2 separate regions of the Homo sapiens genome follow, and region 2 is linked to region 1. Evidence: chromatin loops called from intact Hi-C (ENCODE). Cell type or tissue: A673. All regions are shown on one strand. Links, peaks and the distances in the headings refer to the core of each region. The heading gives the core; the rest is flanking DNA. Region 1 has its middle 88 kb from the start of NUF2. Region 2 has its middle 210 kb from the start of NUF2.

The links. Peaks named below come from ENCODE experiments on the same cell type or tissue, not always from the same donor. Only the 100,000 strongest peaks of a DNase experiment are listed, where the experiment ranks them.
Region 2: a loop joins it to region 1, with 2.9 times the contacts of the local background. A loop is called at or near these places in 25 of 110 quality-filtered maps.

What each region holds. Positions count from the first base shown.
Region 1 is chr1:163,405,670-163,414,014 of GRCh38, forward strand. No RefSeq gene overlaps it. Among named protein-coding and RNA genes, the nearest start is that of NUF2, 88 kb to the left of the region's middle. In A673, for the core only: CTCF peaks have their summits at 4,485 (motif pointing right) and 6,693 (motif pointing right); a DNase peak (open chromatin) is centred at 4,522; H3K27ac peaks cover 764 bases.
Region 2 is chr1:163,524,629-163,532,973 of GRCh38, forward strand. No RefSeq gene overlaps it. Among named protein-coding and RNA genes, the nearest start is that of NUF2, 210 kb to the left of the region's middle. In A673, for the core only: a CTCF peak has its summit at 4,277; a DNase peak (open chromatin) is centred at 4,313; H3K27ac peaks cover 1,010 bases.

The DNA of each region.
Region 1 (8,345 bases), core at 177-8,176:
GGAGGCCTGATTGACTGGCTCCCCAGTTAGTCTATATTTGTGGAGTCATCGTGTATTAGAAGTTCATTTTCCTTTTTTGTTTCTCTGCCTTTCTCTCCCACCATCCCACTTTCACACAGAGTAGACCTGGTTGTAGGGACCTCTCGCTTGCTCCATTGTTCGTTTCAGTGGTCTGGAGAGTGGAGAAATCAGACACCAGGACTTGGGAATTAGAAGGAGTAGGATAAACATCAGACCTCATGGCCTGTTTCTGTCTGAAACTATTCATGGTAGGGGACTCAGGATGAAGTGCTGCTTGACTGACCACCCAGCCTTCATAGCATTGATTTTAGGAGCCAAACCCACTGATCCATAGTGCACTTTCTCTCAGGACCTCAGGGTGTGAGTGTCTCTGATTTTAGAAAGCAATGACATTCCTGAGGCCCCTGGCCCAGAACCATCTTAATTCTGTTCAGTCTTACCATGACTTTTAAGAGAAAGGAGTTAGTTGGAAGCACCAGACTGACTTAATTTCTGCCAAACTTGGGTTCAAATTTCCCGGGTTCACCTCACTGTGCCTTTAAAACCTAAGCAGGGAAAAAAGTCTAATTAGACTCCCAGCTTTCTTCACAGGGGCAGTCTAAAGCCTTTATCCATAAGTATGTCCTCCACGGACAAATACTGGGCCCCAAGGAAGGAGGAAGAACGTGTTTGTGGGCACGTCTGGCTCAGATTAAGCTGTAGGTAGTATGGGCCTTGGAGCAGCGGGAGGCACTCTGTGTTGGGTAGGTGTAGTTTTCCGACAGCATCAGCATGGTGATCTCCATTTCTCATCGAAATCCACCTTACCTGAAATAGGTCTGAATAGGTCCACTCTTCCAGCCTCTTCACTCCTGTGCTTGCCCTGTATCACCTGCTTCCTGCCTAGAATGAGAAACAGTGCTTCTGTTTTCCTTCCATCCACCAGGAGGGTTTGCCATAGAAATCATTTGAACCATTGGGAAACTCAGCCAAGTGGCACCACATGTGGCAGAATCTGTGCCTGTTTTTCTGCACAGTGGGGGTTTAAACTTTTAGGGGGACTCCTGCCTGAGGCCCAACTTTCTCCCTCATGAAGCTGATATTTGGCAGGGAGAAGCAAACAAACACTTAAATGGTCAACCAAATTTCAGCTTGTATTAATTATATAATTCAGAGATTTTTTTTTTTTGGCTTAAATATAGCATCATGAATACACAGCTGCAGAGACTGTGCCAAACAGCTCAGCCAGCTGTACACACTGCCATCAGCGGAAAACCGTTTTTCTTTTCTCCTGCTTGAGGTGTTATCATCGGGAGCCATGTGGATACTCCCTGGGCCAAGCAGCCGTCCCTTCAGCACCTTCACAAAAGCAGCCGTGGAGGATGGGCTCTGCCTGTGCAAGGCCTCCCTGTGGAAGCTGGGTGTGCAGGCCGGGGTTGGGGGCAGAAGAGGGGGAAGGGGGGCGTGTAGCAAAGTCTATTGTGTTGATCCCTCAGAGAGTAACTCTGAGAAATGAGATGCTATGTCCCTGGGCCAGGGCTACACCAAGAACATTATACCTGGGATAGACACTGTTTTTACATCCTAGTCAGAATCATGAAAAATGTGCTTCAGTTATGGCAGGACTCTGGCTGGGAACAAGTTCCCAGCTGCCTCTGTTGCTCTCCTGGAGAACTTTGAACTCCATAAAGGGAGGGGTCCAAGATATGTGCAATAGCCATAGAAAATATATTATAAACCTGAAATAATTAAAGAACAATACCAGGAAGTAAATGATCATACTATGCCTATACCTAAAACCCTCTGGGTTCCCTGTTGTGTAAAGAATGAATTTCCAATCTCATCACACAAGTATCTTCACCATAAGACCCCAACCCTTCTTTGTAGCCTTATCTCCTGTCTCCATACCCTGTATGCGATTCTCTGTCCACCAAAAATTACTTGCTACTTTCTAGACAAGACAAGCACTCAAATGCTTGTTTGTTTTCGTGTGCACGTTCCTCCCTCCCAGCAAGAATGCCTGATTCTTTCTTCTCCACTTCATGGACATCCACTCATCCTCCTGTTATGACTCCAATGTGATCTTCTCTTGCTCAGCCCTGACTGACTTCCCTGGACAGAGCTGGCCTCCCGCTCCTCTGAATCCCCCTGCACTGTCTCACTGTTTCACATCACTTTGCACATCCCCACCAAGGTGTTCTGCTGGCTTCTCTCCCAGTGGACTCTCAACTCTGCAGGAAGTAGGGACCACCTTGGAAAATGCCCAGCACCTAGGTCAGTGCTTGCCACAAGTAGGTGCTCAATGAATGTGGGTTGAGTTATTTGAAAAATGTTTTTTAGGTTTGGTGCAGTGGCTCACGCCTGTAATCCTAGCACTTTGGAAGACCAAGGCAAGAGGCTAGCTTGAGCTGGGGAGGTCTAGCTCAAGGGCAGGGCAAGGCTAGCCAGGGCAACAGAGTGAGACCTAACCTCTGATTTTGGAAAGCAATGACATTCTTGACATTCCTGAGTTCCTGACCTCACCTCTACAAAAAATAATAAAAAAAAACATTAAAAATAAAAGTTTTTAAAATGTAAAACTGTATACATGCTCAGCAGAAAAACTGAAACAATACAGAATGTATAACATAGAAAGTGAAAAGTTCCCTGGCATCCTTGTGCATTTATATGTCTAGGTGCACACACACTCTTACACACACACACGCACACACACGTGTGCACACACATGCACATGTGTACACACACGCACAAGTGCACACACGTGCATGCACACACACGCCCAGGTGCGCACACACCCACACGCACACACACAGCACGCACACGTGCGCGCACACGCGCACACACACGCACGCGCAGACCTGCACATGCACCCAGACGTGCACGCACATGCACACACCCACACACACGCACGCACACACGCACACACACGCTTTTTAAAAAACAGAAATGGCTCGGAAAGCGCATGTTGTTTTTAACTCTTGAAGTCATCAAGATGTTAGAAAAATCTTTCCATGTCAATACTTGCACGTGTGCATACTTCTTACCAAGCATATAGTATTCATTTTCATATTAATGAGGCTAAAACTGTAGCCACAATGTGTTCTAGAATCGCAAAGGGTCCAGAGGTCACCAGGGAATAGCCAGAGAAAACTCGAGAAGATGGGATTTGAGTTTGTCCCAGAAGGATGGTGAGAATATGGATTTTTGGAGAGGGGCAAGGTGTGAGTGGGGGCAAGTAGCTTCCCAAATGGAGGCAGTAAAGGGAAAGTCATGAGTAGTGCATTTGGGGTGGCAAGTAGATGGCAGCCCATGTTAGAAGGTTAGCAGTGAGCAGCAGTGAGATATCAGGTGTGAAGATAAATTGGGCATGAATTGAAGGGGATAAATTGGATGCTTGAGGGTTTGGATTTATCATGCAGATGATGGTGGTGGAATAAGGGATGGCCTGATGAAATAGTGAGTCAGGAATTTTGTTCCGTAGTTCTTGATGTGCAGTGTGGACTGGGAAAGAAGAAAATAGAGACAGAAAGCTCAGGCTGAAGCCTCTGGTGTTACTCAGCGGTGACAGGGAAGAGAGAAAGGGGAGGTCATGAATTTTTGTTGAACTCCAGCTCTGTGCCCTTACAGTGTAGACAACTCACCTTATTATGCCAGTCCCTCCTCCCACCGACACGGTGAGAAGGCTGTTACCAGTAACATCTTACAGATGAGGATGCAGAAGAGGCTCAGATCCCTGTGTATATGGCCTGAAGTCAATGGTTTTGAACTTGGAGTCCACATCTGTTTAGCTTCAAAGCTTGCGGTCTTTTCACTCTGCTATGCTGTCCTGTGGGCTGGTGAGGAACTGTGGAAAGCAGTGGAAGAGAAGAAGGGAGAGATGAGGATGATGGTATCAAAGTCGAGGGCATGTGGGGACTCACAAAAGGAGGATTTAGAGTGGCCCAAGGGTTCATGAGGGACCCATAGTGGAGACTCTTTGACTAAAACATTCTGCCTTTGAAATTCTCCTTACCAGGACTCTATATTTTGGTGTCATGCTTTTGAAAGCAGTGACTTCTGGAGGGAGTTTTATTGATCTAATCACTCAAGATACAGGCTCTCGAAAAATCTATTTTATACCCCCTGCCCTCTCCCACCCACCCAAATTATACTACATTTTCCTCTTTATGACACTCTCTATGAAAATTCCTCGCTTCTAGTGCCACAGACCGAAATACGACATTTGCTCTAACAGCATTTTACTTGAAATTGTGTTTGGCAAAATGTCTCTTTGCGGTGCCTGGAGTTATCCCGGTCTTTTGAGGAAGGCACGAGAATGACAGGCTCATGGACATGCATTCGGAAGTAGGAAATGGTTAGGGTCCTCCTCCCTGCTCCCTTAACCTGGAACAAAATCTCCAATAACATTTAAAGCCGAAGGATCATCTCCAGCACTTCATTTCACTGAACTTCTTTTGTTCAACTTTGCCTGCATCTAGCGTTCACACCTCTAGAGGGCACTGTTTGCCTTGAAATGAAAGTTCTTTAAGTTTCAATCACCTTTTCCCTCTGGGGTCTATTGTTTTTGCTCTACAGTACTTCGTTTTCTTCCAGAAGGGTTTTCTTTCCTTTTGTGCCCGTGTATTTGTGGGAGCGTGCGTTTCTCCTTTAAAAGTGAATTTAGTGCGTATGAACATGGCAGATAATTACTCTGACCAAAGCCTCTCATGTCTGGGCAGGTCTTTTGAAAGCTTTCTTCTCCCATACATTCTTCCGGTGCCCCTCAGTCTGACCCAGGGTGCACCTCCCCCAACCCCAATTATTTCAGTCTGGGGGTCACCGTCACAGCTCTGCCAATGCATCTCAATCCTGCCTCACAGCTGCCTGGGCTGCTTCAGCCAGGGCTCCCTACTCAGGGCAACTGAGCCTTGATTTATGACATCCCTTTCCACAGGTCATGGTCTCTCCTCAGGCAAGACTGCTGATCATGCCACATTTTCAGATTGGCTCTGCACTGCAAACTAATGTCTGGAAGGACAATAATTTGGCCCTGAAACCCATTTCAACTGTGACCTCCCTCATTCAGTCTGCTCTCTGAACATGAAGGACACCAGGGTGCCCCTTTATGCAGAGAAGGTGGGTGGGTAAGTATTGCTTCCTACTGCCTCTGTGAAATGTAGACACACACACGCACACACTCCTCAGGCCTCATGTCTGTGCAGTGTAGAAGCACTTCAGGAGCTCTGAGCCTAGTTGAGGGTCAGGGCCCACCTGAGCATCCCTATTCTTTCTCCACTCTGTTCCAAGGGCCTAGCAGTTCTCACTTTTCATGCTGCACACACAAGGGATGAAAGCATGTGTCCTCAGGGGTGGAAATTAACATCAGTGCGTGCTGGGGAGGGTGTAGTTCAGGACCAGAGAGGTGGATGGATGTGGAGGTACCAGGTGGAATTACCAGGCATTCCTCAGTGAGATAGAGGGGACCCATGGAATGGCTTTAGGAGGAGATGGAAATAACCATTAACTTGACTGTGATCTCATGTGGAGAGGGCTTCAGCAGCCATCAGTGAGGGCATCCTCTGAGCAACAGCATGTGAAGCTGCAGAATTTATTTTTGTGGACTTCTTTCACCTTCCTCTTGTTTTTCCTTCCCTCCACAATGTTCTCCTCTCTTCTGGGTACTCTGTCCCACTCTGCCAAGAGGAAGTCCTGTAATCATAGGATGCCAATGCTAGAAGGGATCACTTTGTCTAGACAAAGATCATTTTGTCTTAATATCTCCATTTTAGAGTTGAAGAATAGGAACTCATCCGCACTGAGGATGTAATGATGATAATTATAGTAATAATGTAGCTATGCTTTTTAATGCTCTGGACACAGTTTTAAATGTATGAATGCATTTAATCCTTAGGATAATCCTGATAATATTATGACATCGTTTCATAAATTTGAAAACTCATGTACAGAGCAGTTACTTTTTCTAAGTTAACAGAGTTAGTGAGTGGCAGAGCAGAGTCCAATCTAAGCTGTCAGGCTCTACATGTCATATTTAAGTATATATGCTCAAAAAGTGCATGATTCATTGATTGTGTACTATGTGTCAGGTACTTTACATGTATTATCTAAAATTTTTGTTAAAACTGTGCTGTAAATCTAATATTCCCATTATATAGATAAATAATTTAATTCTTAGAAATATTAAATAACTTGCCGCTAGCCATATAGCCCATAGGTGGCCAAGCTGGGATTTGAACTGGGTGTGTTAGGCTCCAAAGTCTGGGTTTGTTTCCTTTATTACATGGTTCACTCAAGTGACTTAATGCTATTCCAGGAATATTTGCATGTTAAGAACAAGACAGGAGGAAAAGACTACACTTAACCAGGAACATTATTCTGGGCTAGAGATTGCAGAAATAAAGGAGTTAGGGAACATTAAACCATGTTGGTACTTTGTAAAACATACAAACATCCTTAGACACGTGTCTGCTCAGCACTGCTTTGCAGAGGAAACACAGAGTGTTGGGGAGCACACTGGACATACAGGCAGAAAAGCTGGGTTTGGCAAAGCGCTCCACCAGCTGTGGGCAATTTTGTACCACTATACTTAACTCCTATGGGACTCAACTTCCTCATCTGTAAAATGGAAATGATAAGGCCAGCTCTAACATTTTCATAATAATATTGTAAATTATAAAGCCAATACATACTATTTATTTCTATTTCTTGTGAACTGGGAATTGAGACCTACAGCCCACAAGAGGTCAGCAGTCTCCCCTCTACTCAATGTGAGGAGGAGGAGGATTGAAGGTCAGGACAATGCGGAGAGTCTTTTTTTTTTGGCCATAATGGGCAGCCAGTTGACTCAGGCCTTATGAGTGGGCTGGCTAGGGCAGACATTATCTGCTGTCATCCAAGCACTCCTCTCCAGCTTTAGAACAGAACAGCACAGGAGTCATTGCTTTGCCCCAACTCTGGACAAGGAGGAAGGAGGAGAAGATGGCCCATTAGGTGATAAAGGGAGACTATGGGAGGCATGCACCCCTCTACCTTCCAGAAATGAAAACATACGCCTTGAAACAAGATATAATAAGATTATCCATGTATTGTAACACATAAATTAGAATTTTTGTTTGTTCTGTAACAGTCCAAAAAGTGCAGTTTTAAAATCAAGATCAGAGGCCAGGCACAGTGGCTCAAGCCTGTTATCCCAGCACTTTGGGAGGACAAAGTGGGAGGATTTCTTGAACCTGGGAGTTTGAGACCAGCCTGGGCAGCATGGCAAAACCCTGTCTCTACCAAAAATTCAAAAATTAGCTGGGTGTAGTGGTGTGCACGTGTAGTCCCAGCTACTCAGGAGGCTGAGGTGGGAGGATGGTTTCAGTCTGGGAGGCAGAGGTTGCAGTGAGCCGAGACTGCGACACTGCACTCCAGCCTGGGTGACAGAGCCAGACCCTGTCTCAAAACAAACAAACAAACAAACGAACAAACAAACGAACAAATCAAGATCAGGAGAAGCACAACAAGCTAAGATCTCTCCATTGTAATTCAGCTGATAAAGATACATTTATTGGGTCATTATTACACAGTTGTGTTACTTTTAAATGAGAAACACATTTAGAAATTGTTTCTAGAAACTCATAGAGAAACCTGAAATTTCTTGTAAAGCTTCTTGCTTGCTTGTGGAAGGTTCTCTTGCTAACATATCCCTGGAAACTGTATCCTTGACAAGTGCTCAGTCACGATGTGTGTGGAGTGGGGAAGGTGGGGAGACAGGAGCTAAGCTGAATGCATACTGCGGCAGGGGTGGGGCAGGTAAATGAAGTACTACATGTCGACTTGCTTGGAAAACTATAAATCTCTGATACTGTTATTAAAATGTAGAAATTCTTTACTTGAGTGGGAGTGGTAGAGAGATTTCCTTGCCCAGCTCTGAATCCATTCCATCAATATGCATTTGTAGAGGATCAAGGAATGAAAGAATGTTCTTCCTCTCTATAGCCACTACATTTCCTGGAGCCCAGCAAGGTGTCCGTCACAGGAGGCCATCCAAATTTGTTGAATGCATGTGCTTAGGAAGTATCTTGTCATCACTTTCTCAGATATACAAATAAGAAACCCTTTTTACCCTCTACTCTTCATCATGACATCAGGAAGTAATAACTAAACAAAGTGGTCTCACCTAGCCATGACACTCTGTGTGTGTGTAGATAGGGCAGAAATACACAACATACTCCCTGGCTCTAAACCAGCCTCTATCTTGAATTTGTACTGTGTCTTTGGCAACACTTGAGTGTGTTTCCATCTTTAAAAACATCAGAGATCACATGTCTTGATTTTTTTAAAAAAATTAGCTAGACTTGAGTTTG
Region 2 (8,345 bases), core at 317-8,316, 120 kb after region 1:
ATGAAAGATTGGGTTGGTTTAATTCACATTGGAAAGTCTGTGTAAGACTTAGATGCTTGTAAAGTGCTTTTCAATACATAGATTCTGTGATTCGTTTCAATGAGCTATAGAAATCCAGAAATATTGTTTTTAGGATTATAAGAAGTCAAAACTAAACAGATGCATAAGCGAGCCTAGCTGGGGCCTGCCTTGGCACTGCAGACAAGGTTCCCTAAGATGTTCCATGTCACAACCAGAGTTGTGGTATTGTCTGCATACATAAATGTGAGTGTGTGTGTGTGTGTGTGTGTGTGTTGCGGAAGGGATTGTGACCATGGGTCAGATCATAAAATCAGTAATGCGATGCCAGCCAACATCAGTGACTTCTGGTGGTGAGATTAGCTCTGCTCTAGATATCTAAAGTGAATCTTGTTACAGTTAAATGTAAAATTGTGTTATTTTCCCATTTTGATGAGCACCACTGAAGCCAGAAGAGAATACTCTTTTATGGTAAAATAAAATCAGGAAAAAAAAATGTTTCCAAAGCTCCAAATTAGTTTATGTAAAATATTTTAGCTTCTATAGAAATATTTTAACTTCTATAAAAGACTAGCCTCCAATGTTAGATTGAAATTTTTAGTTCTGAAAAGAACATGAAGAAACTTTTGTGTGCATAGGGGAGAAATGATGAACCTCTTCTCCATCACCATTTCGGACATGCTTTGTTTTTTACTTTTTAACAACTTTTTGAGATATAGTTAAAATATCATGCAATTCACCCATTTAATATGTCATACAGTTCACCTATAAATATATAAAGGCTTTTTATATATTCACAGAGTTGTGCAACCATCACCACAATCAATTTTAGAATGTGTTCATTGCCCCAGAAAGAAACCCCATTTCCCTTAACCATTACTTCCCAGCTTCAGCATACCCCTCCAGCCCCAGGCAAATGCAATTTACATTCTGTTTCTATGGACTTTCCTGTTCTGAGTATTTCATATAAATAAAATTACATAATATGTGGTTCTGTGACTGGCTTCTTTCACTTTGCATAGTATTTTCAAGGTTCAGCCATGATGTTGCATGTATTGGTACTTTATTCTTTTTATTGATGAGTAATATTCCACCTTAAGTATTAATTGAGGGACATTTGAGGTTGTTTTCACTTTTTGGCATGAAAAGAGCCAAATAATGCTCTTATGAAGATTCATGTACGAGTTTTTGTGTGGGTTTATGTTTTCACTTCTCTTAGATTATACCTAGGAGTAGCATTGATGGGTCATATGATAACCTCGGGTTAATCCTTTGACAAACTGCCAGACTGTTTTCCAAAGTAGCTGCACCATTTTACATTTCTCTCAATAGTGTATAAGGGTGCTAATTTCTCCAAATCTTTGCCAACATTTGTTGTTCACTGTCTTTTTTTATTATAGCCATCCTAGTGTGTGTGCAATGGTATCTCATTATGATTTTAGTTTGCATTTCTGTGATGGCTAATGCTGAACACTTTGTATGTGTTTTTTGGCTTTGTGAATATATTCTTTAGAGAAATATCTATTTAGATCTCTTGACCATTTTTATTGGGTGATTGGTCTTTTTATTGAGTTGTAGGAGTCTTTTATATATTCTAGATACAAGTCCCTTGTCAGATATATGATTTGCAAAAATGCTCTCTCATTCTGTGGATTGTCTTTTCTCTTTCTTGATAATATCCTTTGGAACATAAGGGTTTTTAATTTTGATGATGTCCAATGTATTTATTGTTTCTCTTTTTTGTGTATGCTTTTGATGTCATGATCTGCTTTATTTTTACGTAACTCTTCAGAGCAATGCCTAAGCTTTTGAATTCAGGCTGCAACAGGGGTATTGAGGGATATAGAAGGAGAATGGTATTAAGCTGATGGCATTAAAGATAGACATCAGTAAATTTTGAAAATCCAGATTACTGCTTCAGGTATCTTCATAACATACCAAAGTGTCACCACATATTGGTTATAGGAAAATGTGTTGTACAAACAGTTGTTGTCTAAACTTTTCCCATATGTGTAATATGTAAGACTCTAAGGAATGTTTAGGATTTCATTATATATAGTTGTCACCCAAAAATATACAAGATTGCTTTGGGCTATTTGCGGTCTTTTGTGGTTCCATATACATTTTAGAATTTTTTATATTTTTGTGAAGAATGTCATTTGTATTTTGATAGATATTGCATTAGATCTGTAGATTCCTTTGGGCAGTACAATGATTTTAACAATATTAATTCTTTCAAACTCATAAACATGGGATGTCCTTCCATTGTTTTGTGTCCTCTTCAATTTCTTTCATCAGAATTTTATATTTTTTTTTATAGGGATCTTTCACCTCCTTGGTTAATTTATTTTTAGAAATTTTATTATTTTTGTGGCTATTATAAATGGGATTGCTTTCTTGATTTTTGTAGAATATTTTGAGCGATGAATATACATAATGAAATAATAAAAATTTCTTCCAGCTAGTTAATTATTGGTATATAGAAATGGTATGGTTTTTTTTTTTTTTGCATGTTGATTTTGTATCCTGCAACTTTACTAAATTTGTTTCTCAATTCTAAGAGTTTTTTGATGGAGTCTAGTTTTTCTCTATGTAAGATCATGTCATCTTGCAAGCAGGGAAAATTTGCTAAAGCAATCCTGAGTGAAAAGAATAACATTGTAGGCATCACACTACCTGACCTCAAAATATATTATAAAGCTATAATAACCAAAACAGCATGGTACTGACATGAAAATAGACACATAGACCAATGGAACAGAAAGAGAACCCAGAAATAAATCCACATACTTACAGACACCTGATTTTCAACAAAGATGCGAAGAACATACATTGAGGAAAGGACATTCTCTTTAATGAATAATGCCGGAAAAACCAAAATATTCATATGCAGAGGAATGAAACTAGGCCTCTATCACCACATCCAAAAGTCAATTCAAAATGGATTAAAGACCTAAATCTCAAACTATGAAAATACTAGAAGAAAACTTAGGAGAAATGCTTCAGGACATCAGTCTAGGCAGATATTTTTATGGAGAAGACCTTAAAAAAGACAATAAAAAGGACAACAAAAGCCAAAATAGACAAATGAGATTATATCAAATTAAAAAACTTTGGCATAGCAAAGGAAACATTGACAGGGTAAAGGACAACCTGCAGAATGGGAGAAAATATTTGCAAATTATTTATCCAACAAGGGAACAATACTCAGAATATTCAAACAACTCAACAGCCAACACACACACACACACACACACACACACACAATGCAATTCAAAATGGGCAAATGATATGAATAGACATTTCTCAAAAGAAGGCATACAAATGTTCAAGAAGTATATGGAAAAAATGCTGAACATCACTAATCATCAGGGAAATGCAAATCAAAACCAAAATGAGATACCATCTCATCCCAGCTGGAATGGCTATTATCAAAAGGACAAAAATAACAAAGCTGGCAAGGATGTGGAGGAGAAAACGAAACTACTATACACTGTTTGTGGAAATGTAAATTAGTATAGCCATTATGGAAAACAGTATGGAGGCTCCTCAAAAAGTAAAACAAACTACCATGTGATCCAACAACCCCATTACTGGGCATAGATCCAAAGTAAAGAAAATCAGTGTGTCAAAGACATAGATGCACTCCCATGTTTACTGAAACACTATTCATAATAGCCAAGACATGGGATCAACCTTAGTGTCCATCAACAGATGAATGGATAAAGAAAACATGGTATAAATACACAATGGAATACTATTCAGCTATAAAAAGAATGAAATCCTCTCATTTATAGCAACATGGATGAGTCTAGAGAATATTGTGTTGAGTGAAGTAAGGCAGGTACAGAAAGGTAAGTGCCATGTATTCTTACTCATATGTGGAAGCTAAGTAAGACCTCATAGAAGTAAAGAGCAGAATAATGATATCTAGAGTCTGGGAAGGGTGAAAAGAAGAGGGGATAGGGAAAGGTGTTGGTTAAGGAACACATATTATACTCAGATACGAGAAATAAGTTCTAGTGTTCTATAGCACTGAAGGATGACTATAGTTAATAATTATTTATTCTATATTTTTACATAACTAGAAGAGAGGATTTTGAACGTTCCCAACACAAAGAAATGATAAATATTTGAGGTGATAAATATGCTAATTACCCTAATTTGATTATTATGCATTGTATACAGGTATCAAAATATCACACTTTACTCTGTAAATATGTATGAGTATGTCATTTTTAAATTTAAAAAAATTATACAGTATGCTGCCACCAGGTGGTGATAGCGGCAGCCTTTAATGGACAGTCTCATTGAACTGCTAGAAACATAGTTAAGACCTAGAGTTTCTGTCTAGCACATTACATTTATAAGAATAACTTTTTAAGATTTTGTTTTAAAACATAAGCTTTCTAGTGAAATCAAATGCTGGATGTTAAGAACATGCACTTAATAAGAAGATGAAGAGAGGAGTGAATATTTACTGAGCACTTACTATATGATTTTATATACATTATTTTATTTAACCTTCATGAAACTCTATCAATATACCTTAATGTCCTCAGTTTAAAGACCCTAACTTCTTTGTCCAGGGTTACATAGCAATGATATACCAGAGTTCAAACTGCCTGTATGTAAAGCCTGTATGGCTGTTACTATGCCTATATTTTGTGACTTTCTATCAATAAATAAAGCATGAATTCAGATTTAGTTAATATTTATGCATCTACTGTACCAAGTACTATGCTAAGTAATTATCACAAATGTGAGTACAATTTGGACTTCTTTCTATTAACCCTAATCGGTGTCTAACATTGTTTAATATAAAGTTGATCTTCCCTTAACTTGATAAGGCTTCTCTTTCTCTCAACCATGTTCTCCATCTGTCTCTCTGTCTCTCTCTTTCTTCTCCCTACCTCCTTAAAACTGAAACCTCCATAAGCTGCTACATGGTTTGGGGGTTTCAGTGGAAGACTTATTGTCAAGAATTCCTGCAGAAATAAGTCTACAGCTTTCTGGTTTGCAGATTTTCCTGTGTCAGTCTCAGAAACAATATTTCTTGACTTAGGGTAATAGACACTAATTGGGTGGCAGCCTTGCCCATACAGATCCCCTGAACTTCCTGTGGGACGGAAATTCTGTCTGCTTATTCTCCATTATATTGTTAGCTCTTCAAAATGCTTCTGATGGGCCAGGCACAGTGGCTCACGCCTGTAATCCCAGCACTTTGGGAGGCTGAGGCAGGTGGATCACCTGAGGTCAGGAGTTAGAGACCAGTCTGAAAAACATGGTGAAACCCTGTCTCTAAAAAGGTATTTTTTAACTGGCTTTGATATACGTCTGTCCTCTACTCTTACCCCTGCCCCGCAAAATTAGCTATAGCTATTGATCCAGAAGCTTTTAAATCCGAAGCCAGGCCAATCAGATCTTCTCTATTTCAAATCTGAAACTTTGATAGAAATTATAAGGATGAGAAGCATGGTTGCTCTGACAGTGGCTCCCTGTAGAGCTGGGGTCCTAACTCTTCTGGCCTACTCTAGTTGCTAGTGCTCCTGGGCCTTTTTATCTCTTCCTTTAGTTTTGAACTGCCTTAGTATTCTGACAATGTGGTTTCTCTTTCACTTAACCTTCATGGGGTTAATTTACCAATACATTTAAGCTGTCAGATGTAGTGGACAACTCACTCCATTCCCTCCCACCCTCCCTCCCTCCCTCCGTCCCTCCCTTCCTCCCTCCCTTCCTTCCTTCCTTCCTTCCTTCCTTCCTTCCTTCCTTCCTTCCTTCCCCTTCTTCTCCATCTCCCCCTTCTCCTTCTCCATTTCTTCCTCCTCCTTCTCCATCTGCTCCTCTCATCCATCCCTCTCTCATCCTTGTCCTATTCTTTAGCCTCCTTTGCTCCTAGTGCATTGAGAAACAATATTTCTCTTGCTTCTATTCTGCCTGAATCCATACAGTAGCTCAGGGCTTCTTTATGTCCTAACATAAAATTCTCCAAGGTTCTTCATGTTTCCCCTTCATGTTAAGTTTTACTTTCTTTCAAAGAAGAAGAGTATGTTCTGCCTGCTGATATGTATCTTCAGAGGCATCACTGTTCAGGGGTTTTTGACTTTTATATTTATTTATTCTCTTTATTGTGACGATGATCATCAGGCTCCAATATTTATAACTTGTCTCTATAACAGAACTCCTCAAAATTGATTTGTAAAACAGCTAGGAAACATTGTAGAATATTTGTTTTTACCAGAAGTATAAATAGTTTTCTGAACATTAAAATGGTTTCTTCAAGGTTTGGAAAGGATACACACACAAATTTGTTAATTTGTTTGACTGAGAGTTAGAAAAGTAGAATTTTTTTTCAAGAAATAAGATAAGGGTAGAGTTGAAGGTGATTAAAATAAAGCTACAGGAACTGAATTCAATTCAAGTGCCAGTATTTCTCCAAAGTCAAGAAAAGGGTATAGATGTGGCAATGGGAAAGCCTGTGCCTAAGTTATGTGCCTCACACAATGTACGGAAGAATCACCACATCTGTAGAGAGATTTACATTCACCATAGCATTTTATATCTTGAGGAAATATCTATGCATGCAAATATTTGAGCTGCTTGCCTTCAATGAATCAGTAGCCAATTACACATATTTAATGGGCAATTAAAAAACTAGTCATTTCCTACAAGATGGTCATGAAGAAAAGAAAATCTTGTGCCCTTACTCTTGACATTATTACCATCTCTCTTCCCTTTCTTAATCTTAATTTTGTAGCAAGAATGACAGGGAAATCCAGGAGAGTCTTTAAAGCACTTGAAAGCCCAGAGCATTTATGTGGGAGTTGGTGAGACTATGGGACATGGGACTATGAAAAGCTGCCCTGTGTACCCATCCAGGTTTACTCTGGACTTTGGATCTTATGAACACGAGATTGTGACCTGCAAATAAGAGCAGGCCTGCATGCGGAGGGAGCACTGAAGCAAGACTGACATCAGAAGTGATGGAAAGGAAGAGACACCAGGGCCTGGCTATTCCTTTTGTGCCCAAGTCACTCCCAGCCATTTCTGTCTGTCTTTTATTAAATAAAAATTGTGTATATTCATGGTGTACAGCATGATGTCTTGATACACATATGCATAATGAAATGATTACTAGACTCATGCTAATTAACATATTCATCTCCTTACATAGTTATCATCTTTTGTGTGTGTGTGGTGAGAGCACCTGAAATCTCTCTTAGTAAATTTCCAGTATAAAATACCTTATTATCAACTATAGTGATCAGGCTGTACATTTACATCTCTAGACCATTAATCCTACCTAACTATGATGTATATACACAAGTTAAGTATCCCTTATCCAAAATGCTTAGGACCAGAAGTGTTTTGGATTTTTACCTTTCTTTCAGATTTTGAAATATTTGCGTTATATTTACTGGTTGAGCATACCAAATCTGAAAATCTGAAACCCAGAGTGCTCCAATGAGCATTTCCTTTGAATGTCATATTGGTACTCCAAAAATTTTGGACTTTGGAGCATTTTGGGTTTTCATATTTGGGATGCTTAACTTGTATATATAAAATGGGCAATTATTCAGCCTTAATAAAAAAGAAGATTCTGTTTTTTGTGACAACATGGATGAAACTGGAGAACATTATGCTAAGTGAAATAAGCCAGATGCAAAAGGTAAAATATTATATAATCTCAGAAGTTTTTAATAGCCTTTCTAGAGAAGTACAGACTCCTGCATTTTCCCAGGACAAGACAAACATGCATAAGAAAGTAGGGTTAGATATTCAGATAGGAATCTGTTTAATGATGTGAACTCAGGAGCCCATGATAGGGTAATGGAAATCTAACCCATCTCTGTTAGGGAATTTTGCCAGCCTCTAAGGTGTGCTTTCTGCCCCTTTTAAATGTACCTCTACCAGAAATAGAGGACAATCCTTAATGATCCTTCAAAGCATAAAGGAGATTCCTTTCCCTCACTTCCTCTAGGTAGAGTGAGTAACTCCAGGTATGAGTTCCCATAGCCCTTTTACACAACTCTACTGTATTTTATCCCTTAAAATATTTTTTCTTTTCTTCTTTTCATTTCATCTCATTCACTGATTCATTCAAGCATAATTTGGGCCTCTAACATGCGTCTTCAGTGTGATGGGGGCCTCGTGGATGGCAAATACAGATATCACTAGGAAACATTTCCTGGACCCCAAAGGTCACAGCCTCTGGAAGCAAACATGCAGGTAAGAAAATGATTAAAGCAAGGAGATCGGTTTCACTGGACAAGGCGCTGGGAGCACACAGGGGAGGAAGAAACTTTCTGAGAAGGTTGGTGAAGGTT